Regions from separate parts of the Mus musculus genome. Here regions 1, 2, 4, 5 and 6 are each linked to region 3. The links are chromatin loops, found by intact Hi-C in ENCODE. Cell type or tissue: left cerebral cortex. All regions are shown on one strand.

Region 1 (4,000 bases), 120 kb after region 3:
CAACAGAGTTGTAAGAGCTGTAACAGGGTATCTTTTAAAGGGGGGTTTTGTGGGCTGGAGGGGTGGCTCAGCAGTTAAGAGCACTGACTGCTCTTCCAAAGGTCCTGAGTTCAATTCCCAGCAACCACATGGTGGCTCACAACCATCTGTATCGAGATCTGGCGCCCTCTTCTGGCGTGTCTGAAGGCAGCTACAGTGTACTTACATATAATAAATAAATCTTTTAAAAAGGGGGCGGGGGGGGGGAGGTTTTGTAAAAGACCGAGCAAACATTGTTACTAGTCTCCATCACTGTTAATCACGAACGACAGTAGCCTGGGTTGTGAGTGCAGCTTAGAAGTCATGTGCTTGCCTGTCACGTGGTGAAGACCCAGGTTCTGGCCCCAGCTTGCCAAAGAACATAATCCTTTACCTTTTTCTTCCCAATGTTAATCCTCGGGAGGATAACAACAATTTTTAAGTTGGTAGAGAGGGGAAATACCACACAGATCTAAAGCTCACTTGTTTGTGTATACCTGAAGGCCATGTTACAAGAACACAGAACAAAGGACTACCTCATTTACCAAGCTCAGGTCTGAGTCAAAACAGCATCTATTTGCGGTTTGGGCGTAAAGAAAGCTAATAGAAATGTGAACTAAACAAAAAAAAAAAAAAAAAGCATACAGCCCAGGCCAAAAGGCAACTCATTTTCATAGTTTGGTTGATTTTTGTTAGGGTTAAAATAGGCAAAGAGATGCAAATGCGTGTGCAATGCCTTTAGAGAACAATTTGGCACACAAGCACGCTAGGGTCTCGTGGGTCAGCCTACAGTGTGCAGAGCGTGAATGTTCCTTTCATGTCAGCCACTACTGTGCGTTGCTGATCGTTTGCTGTCACCTTGTACTCGGCCAGAATTAACATTATGCAGAGCTTTAAAATATTTTTCTGTGCAGAGAAGAAAACAGAGGTGCTAACTAGGAATAAAAAAGCTTTAGTCCAGACTGTACCTGAGACACAAGCACTCAATGTTCAATTATGTCTTACTAATTCAGCAAAATGCAGGAAAATACCTATGAGCTACATGGGTGACAAATCCCAGGAAGCAGGGTCCAGTCCCACTTCTGTTGTCTACCAGGGTAGGAGGAAGGCAAGCTCAATCCTGGAGGTGTTAGTGATGGAGCCCTGAGAAATCCTTACCATTTTGCACTTTTGCTGAATAAGTCTCAAACTTCTATTCTACTTCAGTAAGAAGTAGCCCCAAGGTCATCAACTCAATGAAGGGTCTAAGCATTTGGGGTTTTAGAGACTCTGCATAGCTGCTAACCCTTTGGAAAACACTCTCCCCCTCCCCAACTCCCTCCCCCCCCCCATATATACACATACACACATACACATACATACACACACACACACACACACACACACACTCAAGACACTAAGATAATCATCCCTAAAAGTTGGCCATCACAAACTTAAAACAGTCTACTTCTCTTTTACGCAATGTGTGTGAGGATTTAAGAAAAATGTCAGAATTTGATCCAGTAAAATAAACAAGATTCAAGCTGTAAGACACAATTATAAACCTACTGAAAAACAACAGTGCCACCTGCTGACAGAGAAATGAAAGTAGAGGCATGAAAGAGCCATATGCATCAGTACCGGGAAATGTACAGTGCTCAGACTAGACAGAACACTACTGTAGAAAATGGAATTGTTCAGAGTGAGTTAGTGGTAGCTATAACCACCCTTTTCTCCCTAACGATCATCTAGGTTAACAACATTGCCTGCTATCGTGTGACACATTAGTACTGGGTTACAAATAGGCTAACCTAAAACAAACCTGCCAAATATAAGCACATTAAATTCCAATCTTCATTTGGGGCCACACCATATATTTGTATGTAGAACTAATTAATTAGATTGCTGAAAGGGGGAGAGGGAGAGAGAGAGTCAAAAGAAACCAGCCAACTATGGGATTTGTGCTGTTTTTTTTTTTATTGTGTTTTCAATGGAGAAATACATCATCTGTTTACAAAATAGCTCTTGAAAAATACAAGGAGTACAGATACTATAAAACAAAGCAAACTCCAGTCATGAGACACTACTTACATCATGCGAAAGCAACAGTCTGATCTCCAGGTTATGGAAACTAGAAGTAAAAAGTCACTACACAGAAAAGATCCACGTCTCCAGCCTGGTGAAACTTGGATGCAGTTACATGGAACGTTTATTAAACTGAATTTTTCCCCAATGTGTAAACAAAACGACAAGACTAAATCTGTGCCTGGTGATGTCAATCTAACTCTGAAGCTACACACACAGACACCAGTACATGTCACCTGTTAGCGGACCGTCTTCTTTACTCAAATGGTGGGAGGAAGGGCAAGGTGACTGCAGAGCAAGAGGTGGAGAGTAGAACACTGTATATAAACAATGTAAGTGGTAAAGAAAGCCTTAATTAATGCATAGCTTCAGGGGAAAGACTATACTCCAACTTTGGAAATTAATTTGGAAGGACAGGGGAGAGTTTAAGTAATTGCAGTGTAACATGAAAATGCACAAACGTGTGATAGAATGCAGCGAAATGAAGGATTCAAAAACCATGCTCATACAAAGATCTGCTGCTACAGGTCTGTTTTACCCAGATTAACAAAGAGTAACTTTATCAACATCTGGCACCCGTCAGATGTCACAAGATGGACGAGAATTCTGCTACTTAATTATGAGAAATCATTGTCTTTAAAGAAGATTTCTAATTTTTGATAGAACAAAAAAAAAAATTCAAAAGTGGAAAGCTGACTAAATGTCAAGTGCTTACTAGAAATGATTTTTAAAATGTTTTTGTATGTAAAATTCACTGACAAATTTTGATAAACTGGTTAAAAATAAAAATTAGTTTAAAAATCTGGAAGAAAATGCCTTTTGCCCACTTTTAAAAATGAAAATCAATTTGTCTAAGACAGGAACAGGAGTTGTGTGGAGTGTACAAAAGTCCTCGCAGAGATCAAAGGGCCGCCTCCGGGGATGCTTCACAGGTATGGCTTCAGTCACTCTCAAGTTCTAGCCATGGGACCAAAGTTAGTGTCTGTGTCACGCAGCCACAGGGTCAAGGTTACATGTCATGGCTTAGGAAAATACTGGCATTCTGGTTTCTGTGAAATAAGCCTTACCTTGTGCATACAAGCAAAGGGGAAAAAAGAAAGGCAAAAAATAAAATAAAAGGGGGTGGGGGAGCACTGTCTTTCTGAAGACTAACAGACTGAAGGCAAAAGAACAGAGCTTGCGAAAGCTCAAAGACCACACTTGTTGGCCGAATGCTGATTTGTATGCACTATAAAACAACTCTATAAATAAAAGGAATATATACTGCTTAATCATAACCTCATCAAAACCAAGTATCGCCTAATTCTTCTTTCAGTGTCCAAAGTATACCTTAGCATTGACAATTCACCCTAAGGGCTACAGCTGCCCGTAAGGACTGGGCTGAGCTCGGTGTCCTCCTGCCCTTTCTGGGACAGAATGGTACACCAATGCACAACGTATCCAATTTAAAGACTAATTGTAAAGAAAATTCTTTGGGGAAAAAAAATTGAAAATCCATTAAGCTGAAAATCTAAAATTAGTTCTACTTTCTAATTAAAAAAAAATACATAAAAGTGCATCATCAGAATGAGGAGTTCTTCTGCCAGCTTGTATTGCAGTTTTCCAAACAATGCAGCACACAGAGGCGCGATCCGGATGTCAGTTATGGATACAAACATAGCTCGAGGGTTTTGTTTTGTTTCCTTCTTAAAGGCAGTAATTTTTCTGAGTAGTTAATGCAGCTGTCGCTAACACAGTAATAATAGCACTCCTGGCTTCGCATACTAACCTGGACTTCTGATCAAGTGCTCATGAGCCCAAGGCAGGGAGGCCACCAAACAGCTAAACCCACTGTCAGTCAGGTCTAGTCTTGTCCCTCCAATCTCCTCTTTTCCTTTCTTTCTTTCTTTCCTTTGTTTAAGCATCTGGAGACAACGGG
Region 2 (4,000 bases), 110 kb after region 3:
AACACCTGAAGAGGAGGCCTCGATGGTTTTAAAAGTGTGTGGATATTACTGGATAAACGTTAGTCCAATAAAAGAGATCATCATGCGTTGCTTGTGTACATTTAAGTTGACACTAAAAAGATCTTTGTGGAGGAGCGTGCGCCTGCTGGGCCTCCTGCATCTCTTTCTCTCTTCGGCCTTTAACGCTTTAGCAACTGAAGAAAAACCCAGCCCAGCTGATCCTCCCAGCCCCAGGATGAATCCGACCTGGGTGCTGGGAAGACCATGCCCAGGCGGGCGGCCATGGGCCTGCCCTTGTGACTACAGAGCATCCTGTCCTGAGGTTCCACCACTAGCTCCTAATAAGAACACGAAGGCCCTGCTTGAAAGCAGACAGGGATCTGCATCTGTCCTATGGACACAGCTCACAAACCATTCTTACTCAGAAATTGTTTTCTCTCTTCTTAAGGTCTGAAAATATTTCCTGCCTCTGCTCGCAACCATTCACATGTGCATGTGGGTATACGTGCACACATACCACGTGGCTATATCCATATGCTCACACATATGCACATGGATATGCACTGGCCCAGTACTCAGACATGCTCACACACATGTACTGACATACACATGGCTTTGCACTAATGCTTACATGCACATGGATATGCAAACATGGTCTCATACACATGGTTATATATACACATGCTTATGTGTGCACATACATTCACATGAAAAACTATGCACATGTGTTCTCACACACATAAGCATACCCATGCTCATGTATGCACATGTATAATGCACAAATGCACACTATATACATATATATGTATGTATATATTTACACATAGACACACATATATGCATACATATCCATCTTTCTAACTCTCCTGAAATAGAAATTAAGGGAACCCTTTATCCAGGCAGCCTCTCTCCCCATCTGCAGCTTTGGAACATGGAACAGGATTCCAGACGCAGAGCCCACCAAACTCTACTCTCAGTACATTTTCTCTTCACATCTAAGAGGCCTTGGTCCAGAATGAAATGTAGAATTAAAAGGAGGGAATGAGGCTGGGAATGGGGCTCAGTTGGTAGAGTGCTTGCCTAACACACACGAGTGAGTGCTGGCTTAAGCCTCTAGCATTGCATAAGCCAGGTGTGGTTGCACATCTGTAATCCCAACTCCCAGGAGATAGAGGCAGGAGGATCAGGTTTCTTTGTCATCCTTGGCTACAAGTTTTGAGGCTGGCCTAGGAAAGTGAGACCTTATCTGAAAATTAAATACAGAGGACGCTGTCCAAGGTCCTTCGTTGTTTCCGTCTGCGGGTGCAAGACAGGAAGCTCCTGAGCTGGAAGCCAGCCTGAGCTACCAAAGGAGTCCTAATATCCAAGTAAAAGGACTTCAGCCGGTTGGTTTTAAAAACAAACGTTCATAAAAGGCACTTACTCCCCCTCAGCTCTGCAGTCTCTGGCTGACACACAGGCCCCTGGCTACCCTGACTTCTCACTAGTGTTTTTATCCCTAAGGCTCAAGGCAGGTGGACCCCTCTCCACCATGGGGGCATGGCTGTGGGGCCTCCCCTGCAGACTGGGTCAGTACCCTCCTTCCCCAAGCAGGCAAGGAGAGACAAGAGGAGATACTCCTGGTATCCCCTGGTGAGCACAGCTCTTTCTTCAGGACAAGCTGCAGCGGCTTGCTATTATCTCTACTTTATTTAGGTATGGGCCACATCTGCCTGTCCCTGGGCTGAGGAGGGGACAACGGGAGAGGTGAGGCACCATGCCAGTTGCAGCCACCTGGCGAGCAGGGCAGATTCCTTTGTATGCTGCTCATTAGTTGAGCCTACTGAGTCCCCATTCCAGGGCTAACAGTGACACCTGCAGTTTAACCAGCCACATGTCACACTGCAGGACAGTAGCCCAGGAGGTGATGGAGAAGTCTCGGGCCATCTATTGACTTCCTGGAGCCTGGCGGAACCTTCTCACCATTAGCCCCAGGGACGTGGGAAGAAGAGACTCAGCTAGATCTTCCTGCAGGAGCCAGAGACACAGTCACCAGGACCCTGGCTGTATCTAGAGTCTTCAAAAGCACTGACCCATACCTGTTGCAGCCACCAAGCTGGGGTTGACTTAATTTGAAGATCAGAAATCAGACTGCCAGTTACCATGGCAGCTACCCGGGGTAGTCATCCATTGGCAGTGGCTCCTGCATGGTCCTCTCTCACTCAGCACACCGAGATCACCAAATCAGATGGCCCAGGGGACTGAGGACCACAGAGGGCAAACAGTGTGGCTGGCCTAGGTTGTCCAGGGTCGTGGATCCCTGCCCTAGCCTCTGACCATAGAAACAGGGCACAAGTGGGTCACTCGGCTCTTGGCCAGGTGTCAACCTTCCTTGTAAGACCATCATAGGGGGCTGCACATGGCTTCTCTACAGATTGTCTCCTTGATATATCCCTTTGCTTTACACACACACACACACACACACACACACACCCCACACCCCAGAAGGTAGCAGGTCAGAAGTGAACTACTTTCATCTTTCTGAACCCCCACAGCTCCTAAGGTGTGGCTTCAGCAGCCCAAGCTCCGTTTCTCCTCTCTCTGTACACTGCCTGCGAGTCTGAGAGCCAGAACATACAGAAAAATGAAGTGAGTCAAAGATTTCTTTATAACTTTTCTCAATATTCTGCTGATTGCCAGCTCGATAGCAGATGTGCTATGGTTAATGATGCATAGACAAGCAGCAGCCCTAATCCCTAAATGAACTTCGTATCACTAAATATATAAAGGGGAAGCTATACAAACTCAATTTAGCTCTCTGCTCTTCTAGTTTTCCCTTCGAGGAGTGAAAGGAGAGGGTGGGTGGGTGTCTAGGAGACCCAGGGACGACAGAGAAGATGGAGGAGGCCATAGGCTAGCCTACCACACCACCCAACACCCACATACTAATAAGCACTCTACCCCACATCTCCACCATAGCACAGAAAGGAACGGTTCTATACGCTCATTGGCCACGGAAGCTCAAGTCACACCAGCTCTTTCCTGGTCCCCCCTCAAGGGCTCCAGTGACACCCTCCCCCCTACACTGCCCTTTCCTCCTAATCTCAGCTTCTGCATACCTGGGCAGGGTTCAGCAAGGCTTAGAAACGGATACTTATAATGCCAAAGGGTTCGTTCACATCGGTGCTAGGCATTCCCAGTGGGCCGTGTGTTGGACCACAACCACAGAGAGGCGTGGGTCCAAGTGCCGATAAACACCAGTGGGAACTCCTCTCCATCACCCATCCAGGAGAGAGGGCAGAAGGAAAAGCAAGCCCAATGGCTCGGGTCAGGGGCCGGGCCGGTCAGGAGCTAGAAGGCAAGCTGATGGTGGCCTCGGGATGAGCTGACCTTCACCCCCCAGCAAGCGAAGACCACCATCATCCGAGAGCTTCCGCAGCCATGCTGAGATGGTGACCAGGAGAGTTGGGTTTGGATTCCATATTCAGAGACCCCCCTCGCCGCCAGAGGCCTGACCAACTCATTTTAAATAGCTGTGGAGCCCAGGTGGCCTGCTAATCTCATCGGAAACTCAAGGAAGCAGCAAGAGGCACGATGGGAAAGTGTATGCACATCCCCTACCCACTGGAGCCAAGGGCCAGCTTATGCATATGCAATGTGGGCCCACTCATAAGGCTTTTCCATTAGCAGAGTGGAGAAGCCGTGGCCAGGCTGGGAGAATCTGCATTTCACCTTACGCTGCACACAGCTGGGTTCAGATTGGCACCAGTGCTAATATGCAAATGAGGTTGTATCTGTATGCATCAGGACTCCCCGAGAAGCCAGGAGGGACCAGGGTCCTTCTCTAACCAGCAAAGACAGGAATGGGTCATTCCAGGGGGGCAGTTAGCTGGTAAGCCATACACGTGGAACAGGGGTCATTGCCATGGGGGTGGGGAGACACTAGTCTTTCTCAGAATGGTCTCCTAGGGGAAAGAATTACCAACAGGACCCAGTGGCTGAGTCAGAATTCCTCCAAGAA
Region 3 (4,000 bases):
ACACCTCACCCATTAACTAACTAACTAACTAACTAACTAACTAACTAAATGTAAACATTAGATAAACAAACCAGCAGAACCTGTGGTTCTGCCCATGGAGCCCAGCAGTGCCCGGCTCATGGGAAGCAGGCAAAGTTTCCCCAAACCCACGCTCTGTCTCCAACCCCCGCATCCTCATCTCGGTCACTTTCCAGTACTTCACAGCTCCTGTACATGCAGACACTGGGCCTCACTGTCCTTTTTCTCAGGGGCTTGCTGTTTGCAAAGGAAATCGAGAGGCCTATGTTTTTATTCCATCCTTAAATGCAAGCTCCCTCCAGAAAACCAGGAGGCAGAAGAGAAGTTGAAAAAGGAAGGAAAGAAACCATGTTTGGTACCAGCTGCCTGGACGGGCGCGTCCAGATGTTTTCTGTGTGCGTCTGCATCTGCGTCCAGCCTCACCAGGACAGTCAGCGTGTCTGCCCGGGGTCCTGCGTTCAGGCTGACCACTCCATGGCCTATTCCCAAGATTTCTTCATGCCCCCTGTAGTTTGATTCTTTTTTTAAAATTACATTTATTTATTAATGTATTATGTAGGGCAGGGTATGTAGGCCCCGTGGCATCCTGTGGAGATCAGAGAACAACTTGCTGGAGTTGGTTTTCTTCTTCAGCTGATGAGCTATCTCACAGGCCTGTGATTAACATTTTTGGGTCCAAAATATTTTTTTAACCTTTCATATTATTTCTTTGGGCTGGATTCCAAGAAGTGGCATTACTGATAATGTGCAAAAGGTTCTTCGTATGGATTGCCAAATTATACTCCAGAAGGGCAGCGCTGTCTCGCCTCCACCCCTCCTCCCATCTCTGTCTCTGGTCTTCTCCCCCAACCCCACCCTGCCCCGTCCCCTTGGCAGGTGTGCCCACGGCTTGTTTGATCTTCCTCAAATCCCTACAACCTTTGTGAAGTCTGGAAACCAAGCTGACACACTTCACACTGAAGTAAGAAAGACGTAGGAGCCTACAGAGGGCTCCCCAGCACTGCCGGCTGTGGGGTCCTCTAGCCCGTGTCTTCTCCATTCTAACACGGTTTAGTAGTGACAGGTGAGAGAGAAGCAAACCGAAAGGATGAAATACAAAGGAAAAGTACACGCCAAAGAAGAAAGACGGTAGAAAACACGTGCTCTGTGGCGGGAGGCCGAGGAGGGACCTAGAAGGTGGCGAGAAGAGAACAGCAACAGGAGCGCTCAGAAAAGGAAGTCCGCTATCCCGGACACCCAAGATGGCCCAACTGGAGACAAAGTGAAACCAGCCCGGAGTTGAAGGCGCGGGCAGAAGAGGGGTGCGTAAAACAGGGACCGCCTGGCATTGCGACCTCTCCATGACCAGGAGAGACACAGTCTACGAGCTGGCGTGAAAGCGGGCAGCGGCTCGCTTGGAGTGTAGTTCTTGGACTGAGGGGGCAACACGAGAAAGGAGCCTTAAGCATGGAAAGAGCCGCCCAAAGCAGGCAATTAGCATCTCCCACCGTGGGGTCGCAGGAGCATCGTGCAAAATTACGTATCCAACTCCAGGAGTCCCTAGCGCCCGGCATACTCCGTGCACCCCGCACATCGAGTGCACTCAGCAACGGAGTGCACGCCACATCATCTCGCACACCAAGGGATTGCAGGCAGCTCAGCTGCGCAGCAGCCCATGACGATCCCAGATACTAACGCTAGAGGGAGCGCAAGGGTTGTCGTGCCTTGGGGTCCTGGACCATCCGGGCAGCCTGTAGGGTGCTGGGCTGCTCAGGGGTGCAGGGGTGTGGATGAGGCCCCGAGTGGCTGATGGGGGGGGGGCGTGCAGAGAGTTGTCGAGTGCCTTACTTGATGTTACACACAAGCCGTGTGAAACAGAAACTGGGCAAAGGAGGCAGGGCATACTGGTGCCCCCCCCCAACCTCCAACTCTGCTCCCCGGAACTTTTTAAGGGGGGGAAATAATCCGATCCCATCTGCACTTACCTCGTCACCTAACATGGGGGAGGGGAGGGGTAAGGGCGCGCGCACACACACACACACACACACACACACTCCACTTTCGAGGGGCGGGGGTGGTGGGCAGGCAAACTTTAAAAGGCTTTTAAGCAAAAAAAAAAAAAAAAAAAAAAAAGGAAAACGAGGTTGCACGAGGCTGAGGTACTTGAAATGATTTTTGTGTTGCAAATTGCTATGCTTTTACTGAGGGCTGATGAAAATAAATGAAGCGCCTCTCCCTCTTTTTGCTAATAAATGAAATGAAAAAAAAAAGCACCATTATTATGCCACCTGCTTCTAATTCCTAATTGTGGTAACTTAATTTTCGGATTGTTGTAACGGCTTGCTACCGCAGGCGCCCGAGCAAAAAGAAAAAAAAAAAGTATGGAAGGCCGGTTGGGTCTCTTTTGGCAGATGAGGTAGACTACGTGCAGGTTGGGTTTTTTATTTGCTTCTCGCATTGAGATTTACATATTGTATATTGGGAGGAGATCATCCAGCACTTTCTTCAGCAGCCCGAGGGGTGCTCGGGAGGAGGGAAGAGTCTGAGGTACTCCCTCAGCAGTGGCCGTGACAAAGTCCACGTTCCCCCCACCCCCACCCCGCCCCCCGCACTGAGATTGAATGTTGTTTTCTCTAAAAGAAGGAGGAAGTGTTTCTATAAACTGGTCCCTGGCTGCCTTCTACGAACCTTAAAGCCCTTAGAGACGCGGACTGGACTTGGTGGTGGGTTCCTCTGAATGGCGACCCTATTACCAGCTGAGCTGAGATACCCCTTTGGTTCCTTGCTCCCTGCTTGCTCCCTATACCCTGAAACACCTTAGGCAGAGTCCTGATATAAAAATTCTCCTGTCAAACGGACGTGAGCAGATCCACAACACAATAACTTCACCCAAGTCAAGGGTCCTGTTTTTACCATTGTAACCTAATTCCAAGTTCAAACTAAGAATTTTTTTTTTAAGTTCTGGGGTTATCAGGCATATTGGAAATCATCTGAAGGGTACATGTTTTCGATACTGTGATAAAAGGGTAGATTACTTCTTTAATCTACACATACACACACACACACACACACACACACACACACACACACACACTGGTTTATAAGCTAAGTCCATATCTAAGAAGAATAACAGTTGAAGCCAGAAAAACCTGCCAGAAAGAGAGCAAACACCTTCTCTGGCGAAATCAATTTAAACTCTGACTGTCATGGCCTCCTGGCTCCTGAGAATCTCACACTGGGGACCATTGTCCTTTATGCCTGTGATAGAAATAGGCTGTACAATGTGGGTTGAATTGCATTAGAGTCATTTCAGAAGAGAGAGATGTTTATTGTCTATAGAAAACAGCCAGACTTGCCACCCGGCTGAAACTATCCTGTGAGTGCTGCAGTGACTCTGTTGATGATAAAACCCAACTCTAAGGGAAGAGACCAGGAGCCAGCGTGGACCAGAAGACAGGCAGTGCAGCCCAATTCTAAACATAAGAGGATCCAAGGAGGGGATGCAGAGAGGCCATCGATGAATGGAGACCGAACGGAAGAAAAACATTTGTGAATGAGACTTAATGGGGCCCGGCGGCAGGTGCTGTTTAAATACCCAGAATAAGGTTGCAAGCAGCTCGTTCGCGTTTGCTGGGCGCCTATCCTATGCTGCGTGACATTAGAATGGAAATGTGCAGAAAACACAAGCCTACATCTGCAGGCAGAGCTAGGCTGACAGGGAGAGGGGGTAGGAGACCGACCTCAAAGTCAGAAAAATATGCAGAAGTGGAGAATCTGCGTGCCTGGGTGGTGGTGTGGGTGGCTTAATGTAACACGGAATGCAAATGCGTCTCCCGATCAGCCTAGAGTGTCTTATTTACATCTTAAGCTGTTTGTTGCTGATTTTTTTTTTCATGCAACCGTTTTATACTGGAATTCTCAAAGCTGAACCAGGAGCGTGGAAATGGCTTGGTTGGGCTCTTGCTGTGTATCTTCTGGAAGGCACCAACTCGCATGCACACAC
Region 4 (4,000 bases), 58 kb after region 3:
TGCAACACCTGGAGCTTCAGGGACTTCCTGTCAGCAGAAGGTCCTCAAGTCACCACACAGCTATTCAGTCACCTCCACGGGAACAAGAAGAACACATTGTGGGGCCGGGCCGTGGGGTGGGAGACACAACAGCGCACTGCCTCTTCTGTTACCAGAAATGCCTCTGATCTAAGGATGCACAGCAACACTGGGCCAGACTGTTGAGGCGTTGTGAAGAGTGAACCCTCCCTGCTCTGCATCAAAAGGCCTCGGGTCACTGACATTGGGTTAAAAGGTAACTGTCGAATACCACTGCCATCTGCGCTCTGTGTGTGTGTGTGCATGTGTGTGCACACGTGCATGTATGCACGTGTGCGTGTGTGTGCGCTCGAGTGTGCGTGTGTGCACATGTGTGCATGTGCGTGTGTGTGCCTGGGCATGCACTGTGTGTGTGTTCAAGTGTGCATGTACTCTGTGTTGTATGTGCACGTGTGTGTGCACGTGTGCATGTGTGCACGTGTGTGTATATACCGTGTGGGGGGGGGTGCATGCAGGAAAGGATCCACAGTTAGAGGCTGGTCAGCCTCGGCTGTTTTCCTCAAGCCCAATCTACCTTGTTTTGGGGGACAGGGTCTCCCTCTGGCCAAATAGGCTGGGCTGGCTGGGTAGCCCACCCTATAGGTCTGCTCGTTTCTGCCTCCCCAGTGCTGGGACTACAACTGGGCACTGCATGCTGGGGGCTTGGGGATTCAGATCCTTGTCTTTGCATGGTAAGCATTTTTGGTGACTCAACCAATCTCCCAGCTCATCACCTGCTTTTGAAATGCCCATGCGCTTGGACAGGAGGGGGCCCCTCACCACCACCACCACCACCACCACTCCTGCCAAGAAATACCCCAGAAAAGGTACAGGATCTGTCTGAAGTGCACAGTTCTCATCTTAGAGTCTCAGCTGTAGAATTGTAGGCAAGCCATTTTGAAGTGTGCCCTGTGCAGCTGAGCTGGTAGCTACTGCACAAGGCAGGAACTGGAAACGGGAGACAGTAGGTGGCCCGAGGATGGGCCACTTCCTTTTCAGTAGCCTGCCTTTCCCTCCAAGGGCTCTGTCCTGAAGAATTAAATATCCCTTTCTTTCCCATCTGCTATTTATTTTCCTGCCCTTACCTTGAAAGGGGGAGGGAAAAAAAAGGTTTTTTGTTTTTTTGTTTTTTGCTTTTGTTTTATCTCTGAATGTCCAGGGGAGAAGAAGGGGAGAGTGGGAGAGTGTGGCTGAGCCTAGAGGGATCTGCAGGGTAGCTATCAGAGGAACCAGCTGAAGATGGATGTGGTCACTCATTGGGCTGGGCTCCCACATGGAACATGCACAGGAAGCAGGGTTTGGGACTGGAGATAATTACACATAATAAATTTGCCTGGTCTCCAGGGCTGCCAGGAGAAATGTTTAGCCCAGAAAATCATCCAGCGCTCGGCACAACTGGGGAAGTCAGGAGGCTCACTGTAGGAACCCATCAGGCTGCGAGAAGAAGTCACGCTGAAGCAGGAAGTGCGGGATCCTGGATGTGGAGCCCAGCCCAGCATCAGAAGGATGCTTTCTGGAGGGATAGTATGCTCCAGTTACAGAGGGACTCTGGCCCCACTACAGGCAGAAAGGCTAAGTTGGGCAGGGCTGTCTCTTTGAAGAGCTGGATCTCGGGGAAAGGAGGTCACAGAGATTTGAGTCAAGCTTAAAACCTTCCTGTCTGGAGCATCTTCTCTGACCTGGCCTATTTTTAGAAGTTTCTTTTAAGGTCAGCGTGGGAAGCCATGGATTCAGCCGCATGCATTCCCCTGGACACTCTCCACAGCCAGCACGTTTAAAATGGAGCCACTGAGAAAAGGAGCTGGGGACACTCAGCAGGGTCAGCTGGCACCCTCCCATGCTGTATTGTCCCTGAGGAGTAGCCACCATCACAATGGCCTGGCACAGAGCTAACACCCATCACAGATGCAAGCTGCCAGTTCCTGGGCCACTGGGCCAGCACATTAGCATGGATGGTTCAGATGCGGAAACTGTAGCTAACTGAGAAACAACGGTCATCAGAGGCCACAAAACAAGGGCTGCGGTGAATCCAACATGTCTCCCATTGGCTCTTCATTTTTGACAGGTTCTCATGTATCCTAAGCTGACCTCAAACTCATTCTGTGACTAAGTATGGCCTTGAACTCCTGATTTTCCCACCCCAGCTCTCAAGTCCTGAGGTTGTAAACACATACCCCGACTCTCAGGTGATGTGATGCTGGACCCCAGGGCTTTGTGTATGCTAAGCAACATTCTACCACAGCCCCAGCCATGGGCTCATACTTTGAATGCTTTACCTACAGCTACGGAGAACTATTTTGAAGGCTGATCAAAATATGTCATTAGGGGTGGGTCTTCAGCTGTGGTCTCTGCTTCCTGCCTGTTGCCATGTGAACAAGCCATCACTACCAGTTCCCACCGCCATACACCAAGACCTCCAGTCTACCTTTTCTGCCGTGATGAACAGGAACTCACAGAAACAGTGAAAATAAATCTTTCCTCTCTGGCGCTATCTGCGGTGGGCTTGAGAGATGCAGAGAGGAAAGACCACGCAGCATTACTCCCCCTCCCCCTTTCCGGAATCCACGGAGGAGTCATCCTCTTAATTCTGCACAAGAATCTCAGGAGAGAATCTGATTGGCTGAACTCTTTTGTCCTTGTTTAAGGGAGGGGCAGTATTTTGATTGACAGGTCCTTCCTCCGTGTGTGTGTGTGTGTGTGTGTGTGTGTGTGTGTGTGTGTGTGTGCGCGCACACACACACACACACACACACACACACATGAGTAGGCACCCACACTGAAGCCACTGCCCATGAACAGGAGGATGAACAGTCCCCGGAAGCAAAGGAAGATTCTAGAAAGCACTCCATTCCTTAAAGACTTCTGGGGATTAGCATGCTACCCGTTGACTTCCATCCTCTGCCTTTACATCCCTCTGGTAAGTCTGTGTGAGGAAAGTTAGTTAATTCCACGGCTGTGCACAGCTGGCCGTGACTCAACCATCAAAACCATGTCTATAAATGTAGGAGCCGGGCTGGCAAGGGTCCAGAACAGCCAGGGCAGGGTTTACTCTCAGTGCCCAATGTGATCTCCAACTGGAGATGTGTGCTAGACCACTGACCAGATAAAGCACTAATGAATGAGAGGAGGGAATAGGACAGATCGCCAAAGTCCTATGGATAGCTAGAGGACTGCAGATCCCGCTCGCTCTAGCTGCCAATCTTCTCAGTCTGGAATAAGCCACGCCCACATGAGCCAAGCAGCTACACCACGCCCATTTTTGTACTAAAGGCAGGCACCGCCCCTCAAACAGCACTCAGCTGCCCTGGCCATCAGGGGGCTCCACTATGCTCTGAGATGAAGGATGGGACCAAGGAACCTTCAGACCTGCACTGAACTCCTAAGACCAAGGTTCCTAAAACCATGGGTTTTCCAGGGCACTGATTCCGGGAAGGAAACGGAAGCCTTGAAGTCCCAATTCAGCTCAGCCTTCCGTGTTCATGGAAGTTACTCCCAAGCTTCAGCCATTGTCAAGCAAACAGAAATGGCCAGAAGGACCTAGCTTTCGGAGTATTTTTATATGACAGAGAAAGAAAAAAAAATCACAAATTCCCCTACCCTTCACTCAAAAAAGATTTGTTAGTAGCAACTCACTCTTGGAGTGAGGAGAGGGAGGGCTGGGGGTGTCTTGTGTATATTCAACAAACTGTTTCTTCCTCTCTGTCTCTGTCAAAATAATTGTCAACTCTATGGAGCTGTGCACGTGTCTGTCTCTATGTGTGTTTTTATAGAACGAAGAGGAGACAGGGCTTCTTGTCTTAACTTTGAGACCCAGAGGTCGGGATGCGATGGACTTTCACCTTCTCTCCTATTCCATTTCAGGACAGTTGGCTTCTTGCAAAAGGATCTCTGTTCTTCCGAAAGCCACAGAGCTTCTCAGGATCTGTTTTCTGCGAAATCAGGG
Region 5 (4,000 bases), 100 kb after region 3:
CAGTCCATTATCATTAAGGCGGGAACATGGCAGCATCCAGGCAGGCATGGTGCAGCAGGAGCTGAGAGTTCGCCATCTTCACCTGAAGGCTGCTAGCAGAAGACTGGCTTCCAGGCAACTAGGATGAGTGTCTCCAAGGCCACACCTACTCTAACAAAGCCACACCCTCTAATAGTGCCACTCCCTGGGCCAAACATATACAAACCATCATATTGGGAATCATAGTGGAAACACAGCACTATTCTTGACCTGGCCTACTTGTGACTGGTGCTGGCGTGTAAAGGACAGAAGGAAGGCAGAGGAAGGAGGATCACTTTATCCAAGGGTCCTGCCCTCTCCCTCTATTATTTACCTTGGGAAACCGGTGCTGCACCAACTGCGTTCAGCCACCTCTCAAGTCGCTCACACCCTGTGCCGCTGTGCGCCTCTTCCCATAGTTCTCAGGCTAGAGCCTGCGCCTACCTGCATTCTAAGCACAGGCCAAGCCCTGAAGCCTCTGGGCCCCTGCTGCCTGTATTCTCTGCTCCCCTCATACTTCCAATCCTATGCGTCCAACCTTCTTACACAGAGATTATTAAATATAACCCCCATCTGCAGGAAATATGCAGAAACTGTTTTTGTTTGGAAACTAAAATACATAAAACTGAGTCATCAGACAGCTCTCTGCTTCAGCGAGCACTCCATGCTCAGGCCAGTAGGCCTGAAATAGCTCAGGAAAGCCTTTTCCCCGCCGGCATTCTGCCGACCGGGCACTTTTGAGCAGAGTTCCGGCCTGGCTGTATGAAGCTAGGACCCTCTTCCTCAGAACCAGGCTCTGGGGCAGAAGAGGCCAAGGACCCCTATTCGGGCCCATGGGAACCTGAGGGCATGATGGTGAGCGGCAGCCCAGTCACCAACCTGCTTCTGTCTTTATCCGTGTTGCAACCGCAACCCTCCAGGAGCCCTGGTAGCTGGATGAAGATGGATCTGAGGATGTCAGAGGATGCCCCAGGGAGGGGATCCACCCTGTGTGTGTGTACCTGTGTCACACTTGTGTGACATGCCTGCTAAGTCAGTCCAGGAGGTGATATGGCTGCTAAGTGTGTCCCAACCAAGATCAGCAGCCCAAGAAAACCCAGACTTCCTGGATTCACTGCCTATCATCTCTGACAAGCCCACCAATGAGGGGACTCCACCTTCCACAGCCCTATGCTCCGGCTGGGGATGGGAAAGGACATCAAGGTCCTTAGGTAACTAGGACAAATGTGGGGAGAGATGGAGGCCTCTGGGCACTTGCACATGCACGCACACACATGCACGCACACACACACACACACACACACACACACACACACACACACACACACGTCTTCTCTTGATGTACCCAGTCTGGGGAGCTCATGTAGACCCCATGTCTACACCTCGATTCATAAGGGAAGCTGACCCTAAACAGTGCGGAGAGGGCGGGAGCGGGGAACGGAGACTGGTCTCTGGTGCTCTCTGAAGCCCGGCTGGAGGTGTGTTCTGCGCGCGACAGTACATAAACTCTTGGCAAAGTTGGCTTTCCGTGGTTTGCTAAACTCCGGAACACAGATGTCCCATTTGTGTTTCATTAGCGCCTCGGCCGCTCTGCGGCTCTCGACCTCTGCACCAGGCAATAATGGCCTGGCGCGGGCCCATCCGCACCAGCTGGCCGGGGACCTGCTCTGCCGACCAGGGCTGTGTCTGCTGTCAGCCCTTTCCAGGCGACTGGATGGCTCCTCAGCACCAGAATGTCTCAGCGGGCCTGTGTGAGCATGGGGGCCCTTCACAAGTTTTGGAGGGGGTTCTGTTTAGGTCGGGGTGGGGGTGCTGGGCGGAGGGGGTGCTATGTGATTCTGGCAGATGGGCTGAGTGAGCATGAGGGGGTCTTTGTTAGCCTGGGAGTGGACGGTCGCTAAGAAATACCTTCAGAAGAAGAAGCATTCAAAGCCCAGTTACCCTGGGGAAGGCTAAGAGAAAAAGGGGGAAGGATGGAGGAGAAAGAAGAGTCCTCGGTAGAAAGGAGGGCAGGAGACATGCAGTGGGAGGAGAGAGGGGGAGGAACTAGGGGGAAGACAGAAGGGAAGACTGTGGGGGCGGACAGTTGGCACTCAGAGGTTGAAGCAGCCTGGGAGCTGGCCTCACCAGGAGCTGGGCATACGCACTTGGACCTGGCAGACCACAGCCTGGAGCAAATGACCAGGCAGCCTCTGAGTCCCACAGCAGAGGCCACATAGAGAGCTTCTAGGAGATGGACTTGAATTTGCAAGGGCCTGGGCACAGGCGCTGTGTTTCTGGAACCCTTCCTCTACCCTCCGACCTTCCTGGATCTGTGTTCTCGGAGAGGGCTTCAGAAGGGGCACAAACACAAAGACCCTGCCTGGGCCCAGAGTTGGCAGGTGACCACCTAACCCGCAGATCAATGAAGTCCTGCAGGAAGCTGGCACCTCCCAGGCTCCCCACCTCGAAGCCAGGGCCTCTTGAGAGGCCCAAAGCAGGACTGGCTGATGATAGTTTTGTAAGACGATGCTCCAGGTTGTCTGTGCTCCAAGGATCCACATTCCCCCGTCCTATTCATCGGCATTGAAGCTCGAGATGGATCGGTTGCGACTAGGAGGAGCCTTGCCATAGTGAGATTCAAGACGACATGTTCCAGTCAAAAAGGGACCGTGTTGGGGATGGAGGGCCCACAAAGAGAGGGCTGTAAATGGGAAGGCGGGAAGACCATTTTTATTGCTACCGTTTATACTGTTCACACAATGGGAAAGCAGTCTCAATCCACAGCGAGACAGAGACAGAGAAGGTTCCAGTCCACAAGTGAAGTATGTGCAATTCACACTCTGGGCCACGGGCTTCTTAGGCAATCAGCCTGCTCAGGATAGACACCAATGGGTCCAGGAGGTGGAACCTGGAACTGACCATACAAGTACCCTCCACTATGGGCCAGTACAGGCACCCACCACCACGGACCAGTTTGCAACCTTTTCTACTCTGTCCTGGTGCAAAATGATTCTGGCCCCTGCAGGAGAAAGAAAGCTTGCTTGTAGCTTTGAGTTTGGATATTGCCTGATGCTCTGACCCCAAGACCACTCACCCCCAGCCCCACGATCCACAGGAAGAGTGACCCACACTCTTCCTGTCCTGTCTTCAGTATCCTTGGCTGGCTGTGGTCCACGTATCTCCAGGATGCTTACTGTGGGGACACCACCCCAGGGTATGTGGCGCAGCAGCTGTCCAAGGGTCTGGCTGAACTGTGTTGGACATTCCCAAGTGTGGGTATGAACACGCTGCTCACTGCTTGCTTGCAACATGTGAAGTGTTTACAGATGTCCCTTTAGTTCATTTTTAGCTGTTGGGGTGGTTTCATAGAAGTGTATTGATACCAACAAACCATCTGCGTGTGTAACCTCGTGGGCTTTCTGTTATAGTTAGTATTAATTTGTCAACTTGACAGAATTTAGGATCACCTGGCAGACAGGCCTCTAGGCAAACCTGGGGGTAATTACCTTGGGGGTATTGAGGATGAGGCTGACCACTGTGGGCGGTGCCATTCCCTGGGCTGTGTGGGGAAAGGGGAGCACAATACCAGCAGGCATTCATCCTTCCCTGTTCCTGGCTGTGGCTCTTTCAAGTTCCTGCTCCTTTGACTTCCTGGCTGTGACAGACGGACGGCATCCTTGAACTGTGAGCCAGGATAAACCCCTCCTCCCTCAGGTCGTTTTTTGTTGGATTCTTTATCGCAGAAGCAGGGAAAGAAACTAGGACACCTTCATCTTGCACTTTCTTTAACCATCATTTTTTTTTAAAAAAGAGATTTATCATGTGTGTGTGTGTGTGTTTGTGTGTGTGTATGTGTGCGTGTGTTGGAGTGTGCCCATGTGTGTGCAGAGGTCAGAAGAGGCCACCAGAGCCCCTGGAATTGGAGGTACAGGCAGTTGGGAGAAGTCCAATATGGGTGCTGGGAACTTGAACTCAGGTTCTCTACCAGAGTGTATGTCTC
Region 6 (4,000 bases), 87 kb before region 3:
GCCAGCTCCCGCCTCAGGAGCTATCGATGCTCAAAAGTCAGAGGCCTTACACACACCTGGGGACTAGGTTCGTTCATGTATTTTGAGCTGCAAAGCCTTGATTATTTCACATGCCCACAGACCCTAGGGCAAATACATCCGTACATCAGAAGGACTCACTCAAATATCATCTGATTGGTGTTCATGTATAAAGCAAATGAAAACAGAGACATAGGACATGGCACTTTACCTCAGCACTGTGAAATAAAGCCAGGTAAACTACTTATTTTAAAACGTTTAAACCTTTAACAAAACAATTTCAAGCGTGCTTATTGCTTCTTACTTTGCTCTGGTTTAGCAGCCCTCTGGTAGAACTTTAATTCCGTGAAAAGAGGTCCATTGTCACTGGGTTCCTTAGAATACAAGAGTCAATTAAAATTATTGAACTATTTACATTGAGCTTTCAAAATAGAGTAAATCTAATTTTCCTACAAACACAATATAACTTTGATACTTAAATTTACAAACTATTAAAACTCCTTACAAATGCTTTATATGTTCTCACAATAATTTTTCTTTCTCGTAAGCTCAACTTTCATAATTGATACATTATACAAAATCAGAAACACAGTTCAGTCTTTGCAGAAGTTTAAGACAAATGTTTAAGCTAATTTTCATCTTTATTAAGCAAAGGCCACCAATCATGCTAAGTGTATCACCACTAAGAGGCTACAAGGCAGTTCAAAGATTTAATAGAATTCCAACACCTGACTTAGCCAATTAATGGTAGAATCCCATCCCTTCCCTTGCCTTGCCCTACAGTGACTCTCGCTACTTCATGCAAGTGGAGGATCATCTGCATTGCAGAGCGAGACCGCAGTGCGCCTTCTTTCTAGTACTGAATCCTCTTTCTCAGACCAACAATTTTATGTCTTTTTTTTTTTAAATCAAAAAGAAACTGGTGCTAAATAACTGTTTTCCCCAACTTGACCAGACAACCCCTATTTCCCATTTCAAGGGACCATTTGAATTATTTGTAAAGACATCTACCAAAAAAAAAGAAAAAAGAGAAAGAGAGAGACATTTACAAAAGAGGTATTTCACACAACAAGAGATAAGAGCTCTTCAGGACTTTCATATTGTTTAACAAATATTGGGAAGAAGTCACTTATAATTTTGTTGTCTCTTTAAATAGTTAATTTTGTGTGACTGATTGATATAAAATAGTATTTACTTAATGTTTGATATTTTATACTGGTTTAAAAACAGTAATAACCTCAAACATGAAAGCAAAGATTTCTAAACTAATCTGAGCAAAATACTTGGGACAGAAGACCCACACGGCTGGAGTTAAGGACTCAGAGCTCATCGGAACCAGCAGACCTGAGCTATGGCATGACAGTGTGTGTTCTCCACTTCAGAGGTATCTGCTCCAAATGATGAAAATAACATCCACCCACTTCTTCTTCATTGAGGAAACCTCAACAACTACAGAAGTTAATTTTGGTCCTTGAAGTGTCAATTAAACCCTTTGTCACACATAATTCTATCAGCTCAGATGTACAGGAATTCAAATGACGGGTATCTCCAGGTAACATGCTTTTACAGGACTCTGCTCATCTGCAATCACACAGTACTTAGCCACAGGGAACACTTAAGCCAAAAATGGCCAACACTCGGATCAGAAAGAACGTGGGCAGTTCGCCATATGTGTACAGCTCAGCCTCAGAGAGTGGTGTTCAAGGGCTCAGCATGTCACCAAGCCCCACAGGATCATATCTGTACACAGATGTGAATGCCGAGCTATGTGCTATGCAGGAAACTCTCCCACACCTGTGGCTCCCTTCCTAGCAGCAACAGAAGCCAGACATGGAAGCAAATGTTTCCAGTCTATGACCAAGTAAGTCACAGAATCAGTGTGAAAAATGAAGAAAGTGAAATTAAAGAAAAGGAATCTTGGTTAGCTTTCAGAATGACTCATTAATAAAACTCTAACTTAAAAGACGCTCTCCCAAGACCACTCCTGGCTTATTACCAACAGTATAAGATTTTTGATTTATTCAGTTTCAGCCTACATCATATCAACTTTAATTTTCAAGTTCCCTTCAAGGAATAATTTATTAAACTTATAATGCGAATCAACCATATAAATCAGGACACTCTAATGAAGGCTCCTGAGCACCTTCAGACATTTTCCTGTCCAGTAGGCGTCCATTATGACAAGGTGACGGAGTTACTTCTTGGCGCTGCGCTCCAGCTGAAGCGAGCCATCTATGGAGAAAATACCTTAACTCAGAACTAAAATTGTATTAACATATTTCAAATTTGAAATACTTTGCCAACTCTATAATAGCCAAGATTTAGAAAAGAAATTGGGACTGACATTTTAACTAGAATATCACTAAACGTTTCCTTAAGACTTCTAAGTGTCAAAATGACGATGACAACAGGAAAAAAATTAAAATGTGATATATTTCAATGGCACCATCCAAAAGCAACTGGCTGCCATTTAAAAACGAAGCTGTACAAAGTTTCTCCTTCTTACCAAAAAAAAATTAAGATATCTGCATTGAAAATGAGAAACACTCATCACAACATCAGGCAGAGTTCTTCCCGGGAGGGAGGCTGTGAAACACAGACCCCATCAGTTGTTCCCAAGAAAAGGACCACCACACACCAGCTCTTAAGTGCCATCAACTGGAAGTCCATCTTCAGGCGTCCAACTCTGCTCCCGTGAAGGTGAGAAGGACTCAGAGAACTAATTTCTTACTGACGTTTAGATTTGGTGGGGGAGGGGGAGTCAGAAAATTTTCTACCCGTACGTATTGTCCAAGTTACTTATTTATTTACTCTTTCTTCTTGGCCTCTGTGTGTGTGTGTGTGTGTGTGTGTGTGTGTGTGTGTGTGTGTGTGTGTGAGTATGTGCGTGTGTGTATGCTCACGCACGCATGCATGTGTGTCTGTCTATGTCTCTGTGTGTGCCCTTGTGTCTCTCTGTGTATGAGTGTATCGGTGTGTGCACCTGTATGTGTCTGTGCGTGTGCCTGCATGTCTCTCTTGAGCTTGTCTGTGTGCGTGTGCTCTCACACACAGTCTCTGAAAGCAAGCACAAACTAACGTCCCAAGACACAGCAGTGCTGTCCCACAGCTGCTTGCATCAGTCAGGGATGAAGGCCCCAGACAGAAACAGAGACCACTCCTGGGTGGGAAGAAGTGTGCAGGAACTGCTGAGACATTTCATTTGTATGTGTATGGTATGTTCATGCCAATGCCAAATGCAGGAGTGGTGTGTAACCATGTAGAGCTCATTCATAAAGCTGGCATGTAAGAAGTAACTGAGCTTCTGGGGTAGACTCTCAGAGTACAACTACTGGAAAGGACCTCAGAATGAAGCTACAGGTCTGCAGAGCCGTGACCTCACCTGTCACAGCTAAGGTGCACAATGCTCCAGGCTCTACTCTGGTTCTCAACGTGGCTGCAAAGGAGTACCTGGCAGACTTACCAAAGACACCAATGGCCAGGCCTTGTGCAGTCCCATGACAACATACAAGGGCTGGGAAGCATGGCTTGGCATGTCATTATGGAACTTTACAACAGCAAACACTTAGCTGTGTTTCTTAAATACCTTGCCCATTTTTGCTCTAAAATAAAAGGCATGCTCGTGTTTACAGTGCGTGAGTGTCATGGTACACTTGTTCACAGAGCCAACTTATACAGAACTTTCACACACTAAGCTTCACATGTGACTCTGTGTTGCTCATTCCCGGTCAGTAGCTCATGGTCTCTGAAAACACGAACCTTGGCTGGAGTTGCAGCAGTCACAGAAACCTGACCAGCAGCCAGGCGGCTCTGCACCCATCTCCAGCACCGCACGCACGCACGCACGCACGCACGCACGCACGCACGCACGCATTTAACAATTTCATGTGTTTGTCTGAATGGCAACTGTTCTGATTTTAAATCAGAAAAGGTGTGATACCCATTCTACGTGTTTGTATCTGATACTTCCACCTTTAAAGAC

Evidence for each region. Hi-C counts contacts between places; a loop is a spot of excess contacts. Peaks named below come from ENCODE experiments on the same cell type or tissue, not always from the same donor. Only the 100,000 strongest peaks of a DNase experiment are listed, where the experiment ranks them.
Region 1: a loop joins it to region 3, with 12 times the contacts of the local background. A loop is called at or near these places in 24 of 42 quality-filtered maps.
Region 2: a loop joins it to region 3, with 6 times the contacts of the local background. A loop is called at or near these places in 22 of 42 quality-filtered maps.
Region 4: it touches region 3 in a loop (2.0-fold over the local background); 2 of 42 quality-filtered maps call a loop at or near these places.
Region 5: it touches region 3 in a loop (5-fold over the local background); 17 of 42 quality-filtered maps call a loop at or near these places.
Region 6: it touches region 3 in a loop (6-fold over the local background); 11 of 42 quality-filtered maps call a loop at or near these places.

Annotation. Positions count from the first base shown.
Region 1 is chr12:105,836,900-105,840,899 of GRCm38, reverse strand. It overlaps Papola (poly (A) polymerase alpha), which reads right to left. Exons shown (of 22, transcript NM_011112.4): 22 at 1,956-4,000. Among named protein-coding and RNA genes, the nearest start is that of Papola, 54 kb to the right of the region's middle. In left cerebral cortex, CTCF peaks have their summits at 168 (motif pointing left) and 1,590 (motif pointing left); a DNase peak (open chromatin) is centred at 1,591.
Region 2 is chr12:105,852,658-105,856,657 of GRCm38, reverse strand. No RefSeq gene overlaps it. Among named protein-coding and RNA genes, the nearest start is that of Gm19554, 45 kb to the left of the region's middle. In left cerebral cortex, a CTCF peak has its summit at 1,856; DNase peaks (open chromatin) are centred at 1,841 and 2,646.
Region 3 is chr12:105,960,541-105,964,540 of GRCm38, reverse strand. No RefSeq gene overlaps it. Among named protein-coding and RNA genes, the nearest start is that of Vrk1, 48 kb to the left of the region's middle. In left cerebral cortex, a CTCF peak has its summit at 1,687; DNase peaks (open chromatin) are centred at 1,242, 1,678, 2,493 and 3,744; H3K4me3 peaks cover 1,458 bases; H3K27ac peaks cover 1,695 bases.
Region 4 is chr12:105,902,599-105,906,598 of GRCm38, reverse strand. It overlaps Gm32370 (a long non-coding RNA gene), which reads left to right. Exons shown (of 3, transcript XR_381890.2): 1 at 1-274; 2 at 3,919-4,000. Among named protein-coding and RNA genes, the nearest start is that of Gm32370, 2.2 kb to the left of the region's middle. In left cerebral cortex, a CTCF peak has its summit at 3,363 (motif pointing right); DNase peaks (open chromatin) are centred at 1,553, 1,938 and 3,078.
Region 5 is chr12:105,860,367-105,864,366 of GRCm38, reverse strand. No RefSeq gene overlaps it. Among named protein-coding and RNA genes, the nearest start is that of Gm19554, 37 kb to the left of the region's middle. In left cerebral cortex, no CTCF peak of the experiment used is centred here; DNase peaks (open chromatin) are centred at 716, 1,608 and 2,095; H3K27ac peaks cover 361 bases.
Region 6 is chr12:106,047,327-106,051,326 of GRCm38, reverse strand. It overlaps Vrk1 (vaccinia related kinase 1), which reads right to left. Exons shown (of 14, transcript NM_001029843.2): 4 at 323-392. Among named protein-coding and RNA genes, the nearest start is that of Vrk1, 39 kb to the right of the region's middle. In left cerebral cortex, no CTCF peak of the experiment used is centred here; a DNase peak (open chromatin) is centred at 1,681.